Linked DNA regions of Homo sapiens: region 1 is linked to region 2. A link is a contact called in ENCODE Hi-C data. All regions are on one chromosome and are shown on one strand. The core of a region is the stretch at or near the end of the contact, and the rest is flanking DNA. Distances in the headings are between cores, read along the strand shown.

Region 1 (2,700 bases), core at 192-2,691, 570 kb after region 2:
TGGCAAAGTATTTGAATTGGTGCTATAGCCCAGACTTCAGGTATTTTCAAAGGATGAATGAGGAAAAAGGAAGTGGGGAGAAAGAACTTTTAACTGTGAGGAAGGCTCTACTATTTAAAAGATGGTTTAAAAAAAATTCTCACTGTAGCTACAGTGCTCACACTGGAAATAAAAGTATAAAAATGGTCCTTTAGGATTTTTCTCTGGAGTAAGAATTGTTTCAAGGAAGAAACTGCCAGGGATATGGACATTTTGGACAGGGGCAGAAAAATGCCCTAGTGTTTTGGACACCATGGAAGCGCTAGAATTTTTAAATAAATATTTCACATTGTGAGAAACGTCTGAGTATTAAACACGCTTTTTTTTTCCCTAGGGGGACACTAAACAAATATTTATTTAAGGAGGTAGAAACTTGAAGGCCCCCCCTCTTCCCGCAAAGCTAGTCTTTGGCTCTGCTTCTAGGACTTCTAGGAACGTGCAATTAAAATAAAATCGAAACAACGAAACCCTCGCAGCATTTAGATTTCTTTTTTCCCCCTCAACTGCTCAAGAAAAGTCAGAAGCCGACACTTTTTCCAAGTCTCGAAGTTGCCAGTTGTGAGGCTCCCAAGACGTCTCCCGCACACCCTAGGGACGATTCTGCACGGGTCCCTCCCGTTAGCCGGCGGTGCGATCCGGCTCCAAGGGGGTGTGTCCCGGACCGCAGCGACCCGGCGCCAGCCTCCGCCGCGGGCCCACCTGCTCCTCTCGGCCGCCGCAGCGCCCCGGGGTCCGGCCGGGCCCCCGGACCCCACCCGCGCGGCGCCGCCGGCCGCCCGGCAAGTCCCGCCACCCACTTCCGGACCCGGCCAGCCCCTCCGCTAGGTGCAGCTGGGACGCGAGCTCAGTTCCTTTCTTCCCTCAGCCCAAACTGCTAGCGGCCCCCGTGGCGGGAGGTGGAACCCGCAACCTACCCCCAAGGATGGGGGGCCCAGGCGGAGAAAGGGGGTCCCAGCCCTCCCCGGGCTGCCCGCACCGGCACCCCCCTCGCACGGCCCCAGCGGCGGCCCGCGTCCTCCCTCCAGCCCTAGCAAGACAGGCGTAGAGACTGCGAGTGTCGGGGGAGGGGTACAGGTCGGAGGAAGAGCATCCCCGGGCCGCAGCCGCAGCCGCCGCCGCCGCCGCCGCCTGCTGCTCCCCCGCCGTTCGGCTAGGGGAGGCCTCGTCACAGCCGCCGCCTCAGCCGCGGCTGCAGATCTCGCGGTGTTTGCCGGCCGCCGCGCCGCCATATTGTGTGACAGTATTTTGATTTGGACTGGGCTGGCGGAGCCGCGGCGAGAGCGAGCGAGAGCTGGGGGGGTGGGGGGAGGGCAGGCGAGCGCGAGGGGGGTGGGGGCAGAGGGAGGTGGGGAGGCCGAGCGAGCCGGAGCTGAGGATTGGGGAGCGGCGACGCCGCCCAGCCGTCGTTTTTGATCTGCTGCAGCCGCCGGCGGGGCGACCCAGCCCGACCCCCTCCCCTCCCCCTCAGCCAGGAGCGGTGGCGGCGGCGGCGGCCGGAGGGAGTTGGCGGCGGCGGGCGAGCGGAGGGGGCTGAGCGGGGAGGGAGGGAGGGCTGAGGTGTCCCCCCTGCCGGGTGGAACCGGAGGCGGCGGCGGCGCTGGCGGCGGCCGTGGTGGCGGAGGCGACGGTGGAGACGGCTGCCCTAGTGGGAGAGGCGGCGGCGGCGGCGGCCGAGGAGGAGGAGGGGGAAGCGGCGGCGGCAAAGGGTAAGCGGACAGCGCTGCCGGGCCTCGGCGGGATCCCCAACCTGGCTCTCCCCTCATCGCCCCGCACCCCCCTCCGTCTGGAAGGGGCTCTGCCGCCTCGCGAGGCCCGTGCGGGGCGTTCGCTTCTAACTTGCACTCTTCCTCCCTCCGCCTCTTTCCTTCCCCCAGTGGCGTGGCGGAGAGGGAGGCCCCCCGAGTCCCCCAGTCCGGTGGGGGTGGGGAGCATCGGGCCGGGCCTGGGCTCCGGGGCGTCCGTGCGGGGGGGGAGGGGGAGCTTCATTGGAATCGAGCGCCTAGGAGAGCCCCGGGTGGGGGAGGGCGCAAGGGGCTCGGGAGGGCCCCTCCCTGCGTCGGCGCCCCTGACCCGCCCCCAGGCATGTGTGAGGTGGGGGCGGGGGAGGAAAAATCTCCTTTTGGGGAGCCGAGGTCTAGTTAAAGATGACTCAGGGGCGGGGGTTTTGGGGACAGACACGGGGCAGTTATGTGGGGGTCGGGCGGGAGGGAGAACATCGTTCCTTTGCGGATCTTGGTTTTCTGCAGCCGTCTTTGAAGTGGGGGGCAAGCCCTACTATGAATATGTGGCCCCTTAAATTTCACTGGATGTTTCTGGTTTTCGGTCCCATCAACCTCAAACCCTACGATTGTGGTTGAGTCAGGGAGGCTGCAAGGGTCTCTTGGCGGTGCTGAACAGGTGACAGGTGGATCTTTCTGTTGCTGATGCTGTGAGATGTTCAGGCACAGTCGTACACCAAAGTGTCAGAGACCGTGTGAGTTTGTATTTATGTGTTTGGCCATGTTTCATTCCATATATAGTATATTTGAGATGTTAGGTTTCCATTCTTCAAGTCAGCTTAATTGTTGTGGATAAATTCTTCAAATGTTTCTGATAAGAGGGTTTTCCAGGAGAGCGGAGGGAATTTGCAGCCTCACAGGGGTTTCTCCGTAGTTCACGAAA
Region 2 (2,700 bases), core at 23-2,522:
TTTCCACAGAATATTCTTCAGATGCCTAACTTGATGAAGGTTTTCAGGAGCCTAGTCTTAGAATCATAGAGGTTCTTGGCTCCTGGTTCCTTCTTAAATCCAATTGTTCATTACTGGAATATACAAATGAGTAGGGAGCCAGAAATGATAGGCACCAGAAACTGAGGTTTCCATTTCTCAATGTGGCCTGAACTAAATGAATTAAATCTCATCCTCCTATGGGACGTGAAGGAAAAGGGCTCTGGCTGGGAAGTACTGCTGTGCAGTGGTTAGTATAGTGGGTCTGAGGGTCAAATAGATTTGAGTGCAACTCCCAACCCAACTCCTACTACTAGCTTTGGGACCTCGGGTGAGTCACACAGCCCTCAGGTGCTACAGCTTCTATAAATAGTGATATAGTATTCTTACTTAAAGTGTGGCTGATCAGAGCAGCCCTTCCGTGGATCAACCACCCCATCAGAGGATCTATGTCTAGGATTGAGCCTTTTCTGCCCCAGGAGGTTCTTTCAGGTCCAGAGGCTTTCCCGTGGAGGGAAGAGAGGCAGCAATGAAATCAGCGTATAGGCGGACTGGGCTCTTTCCCCTTCATGTCTGCAGGGCAATGACCTCCTAGAGTCCGCTATGCACCCCCCACTTGCCTCTCTGGGCACTGCGAGGTGGAGCAGTTGTAGGACCAGGAAAAGCAAGAACAGAGCGTCCTCTTCGGCTACCCTACCCGGGAGTTCAGGCGCTGCGCCTGGCCCTCTGGGGCGTGTTTGACCATAACTCGCACCGCTTGCTCTTTTCCCATTTCAGCAAAGTCTTGAGCCTGTATTCTAGTACCTTTTATCAGCCTTGGGTAAGCAGCTCGCACGGGGTATATAAGGAGAATCAACTTTCTGAACTGAAAAAAATGTAAATAGTAAAGTCAGTCGTGCTTCTTCCTGCCGGTGACTGTTTACAAGAGGGAAGTCAGCGGGGCCCCCAAGAGGTCGCTGGTGGCGCAGGAACCGCATCCAGATTGTAAAGAACGGGGGAAGGAAAAAAAAAGAAAACACCCAGAAACTTTCTTCCTTGTTGCGAATAATCGCCGCCTCCCCCCCTCCGCCCCCAGCAGAAGCAGTAACGTGACACCCGAGCGAAATCCCGAGACCCGAGCGGAGAGGGAGGGGAGAGGGAGGAGAGTGCTGCGGAGCGCCGGAGGGAGAAAGGGGAGGAGAAGGAGGAAAACCCCTGTCAAGGAGGTGGAGCGAGGGGATGGTGTCCGCCTCCTGTTCCTCCCTGCCGTTTTTTAGAGAAGCCTGAACCGGGACAAAACACGCCGAGACCTACAGACACAAAGCCGGGGGGTCCACGCTGGCGCTGGAGGCGAGCCCCGGCGGCCGCAAGCGAGCCCGAGGCGCGGCGGGGCGCGGGGCGTGGGGACGCTAGCGGGCGCCGGACGGGCGCGGCGCCCCGTCACGGGCAGCGCCCCGAACCGGGGCCGGACACCTCGGCCGCTCGGGCCGCGGCGGCGGGGACCATGCCGAAGAAAGTCTCCTGAGCCCGGCAACTTCGGCCCCTCCCCGCCCCCACCCGGCTGCCCTCCGCGCGGCCCTCCCCATGTGCAGCCGGCCAGCCGGGCTCTCCTCCTCGCGGCGGATGGGTGACCTTTTCCTGGCACGGGCAGGCTGTGGGAGGCAGCGGAGCAGGCGATGAAGAAGAAGCAGCAGCATCCCGGCGGCGGCGCGGATCCCTGGCCCCATGGGGCCCCTATGGGGGGCGCCCCTCCGGGCCTGGGCAGCTGGAAGCGTCGGGTGCCCCTGCTGCCTTTCCTGCGCTTCTCCCTCCGGGACTACGGCTTCTGCATGGCCACCCTGCTGGTCTTCTGCCTGGGCTCCCTCCTCTATCAGCTCAGCGGGGGACCCCCTCGCTTCCTGCTCGACCTGCGGCAGTACTTGGGTAAGGAAGCTGGGCAGGCGCTAGGGCGGCGCCGACAGCGCAAAGTTGTGCGGCGGGGAGAGGGTCGCGGCGGGGACTTCTCGCGCTGCCACCGCGCGCCGCCGCCGCCCCGGGTCTCTCCAGGTGCTAAGCCCGTGAGCATCTGTGCCGCGGTCGGGAGCGCCTTCTTCCTCCCGCGCGTCCGACTGTCCTCACCGAGGCGGGGGCGCCGCTGGGTTGCGCTGCCGGCAGGTACCCCGGGGCGAGGCACCGCTCACCTTCCCCCCGCCCCACCTCCGCCACCCGGATCCGGACTGGGGCGGAGTGGATGGGTGTGTGGGGTGTGCCGGAGTGTGTGTATCTTCAGGCCTGGCGGCGCGGGGAGTGGCGAAGGGAAGGGAAGGTCCTCTTCGTTGCATTGTTAGTGACCGCAGTTCAGTCCCGTCCCGCGCCCCGGGGAGTGTGGGTGGGTTTAGCCCTTTGCCACCGTCCGCTCTGAGAATTCTGTCCCGCAGATCCCCCGCCTGCCCGCCGGCCCTAGTGGCTCCGCGCTGTCCCCGGGCTGGCTTGTCCCTTGGCTGCCGCTGCCCACCCCGCCGCCCGCAGCTAGCCTGGCGCGGGGAACGGGTTGCATCCAGGGGTTTGGGGATGCCCGAGGGCGCTGGTCAGCCTGGCCAGCAGTGTCGCCCCCAGTAACCCGAGGATCCTCGGCGCTGTGTGCGTCTCAAGCTCAAGTCAAAACTTGTGTGTGTGTGTGTGTGTGTGTGTGTGTGTGTGTGTGTGTGTGTGTGTGTGTGGTTT

What was found. A loop is a pair of places that touch in the nucleus more often than their neighbours do. Pooled maps may share reads with other maps.
Region 1: a map of natural killer cell shows a loop between it and region 2 (5-fold over the local background). The contact joins the promoter of TAB2 here to the promoter of UST in region 2. A Hi-C loop is called at or near these places in 3 of 168 maps with a recorded cell type or tissue (CD8-positive, alpha-beta T cell, ascending aorta and natural killer cell), 5 of 37 single-sample maps with no recorded cell type and 17 of 50 pooled maps.

What each region holds. Positions count from the first base shown.
Region 1 is chr6:149,316,271-149,318,970 of GRCh38, forward strand. TAB2 (TGF-beta activated kinase 1 (MAP3K7) binding protein 2) reads left to right here and starts at 1,442. Exons shown (of 7, transcript NM_001292034.3): 1 at 1,442-1,745. RefSeq lists silencers at 585-654, 705-1,244, 1,335-2,234 and enhancers at 2,325-2,504, 2,665-2,700.
Region 2 is chr6:148,745,758-148,748,457 of GRCh38, forward strand. UST (uronyl 2-sulfotransferase) reads left to right here and starts at 1,273. Exons shown (of 8, transcript NM_005715.3): 1 at 1,273-1,920. The coding sequence starts at 1,674. RefSeq lists enhancers at 902-961, 1,022-1,101, 2,410-2,700 and silencers at 1,672-1,761, 2,062-2,231.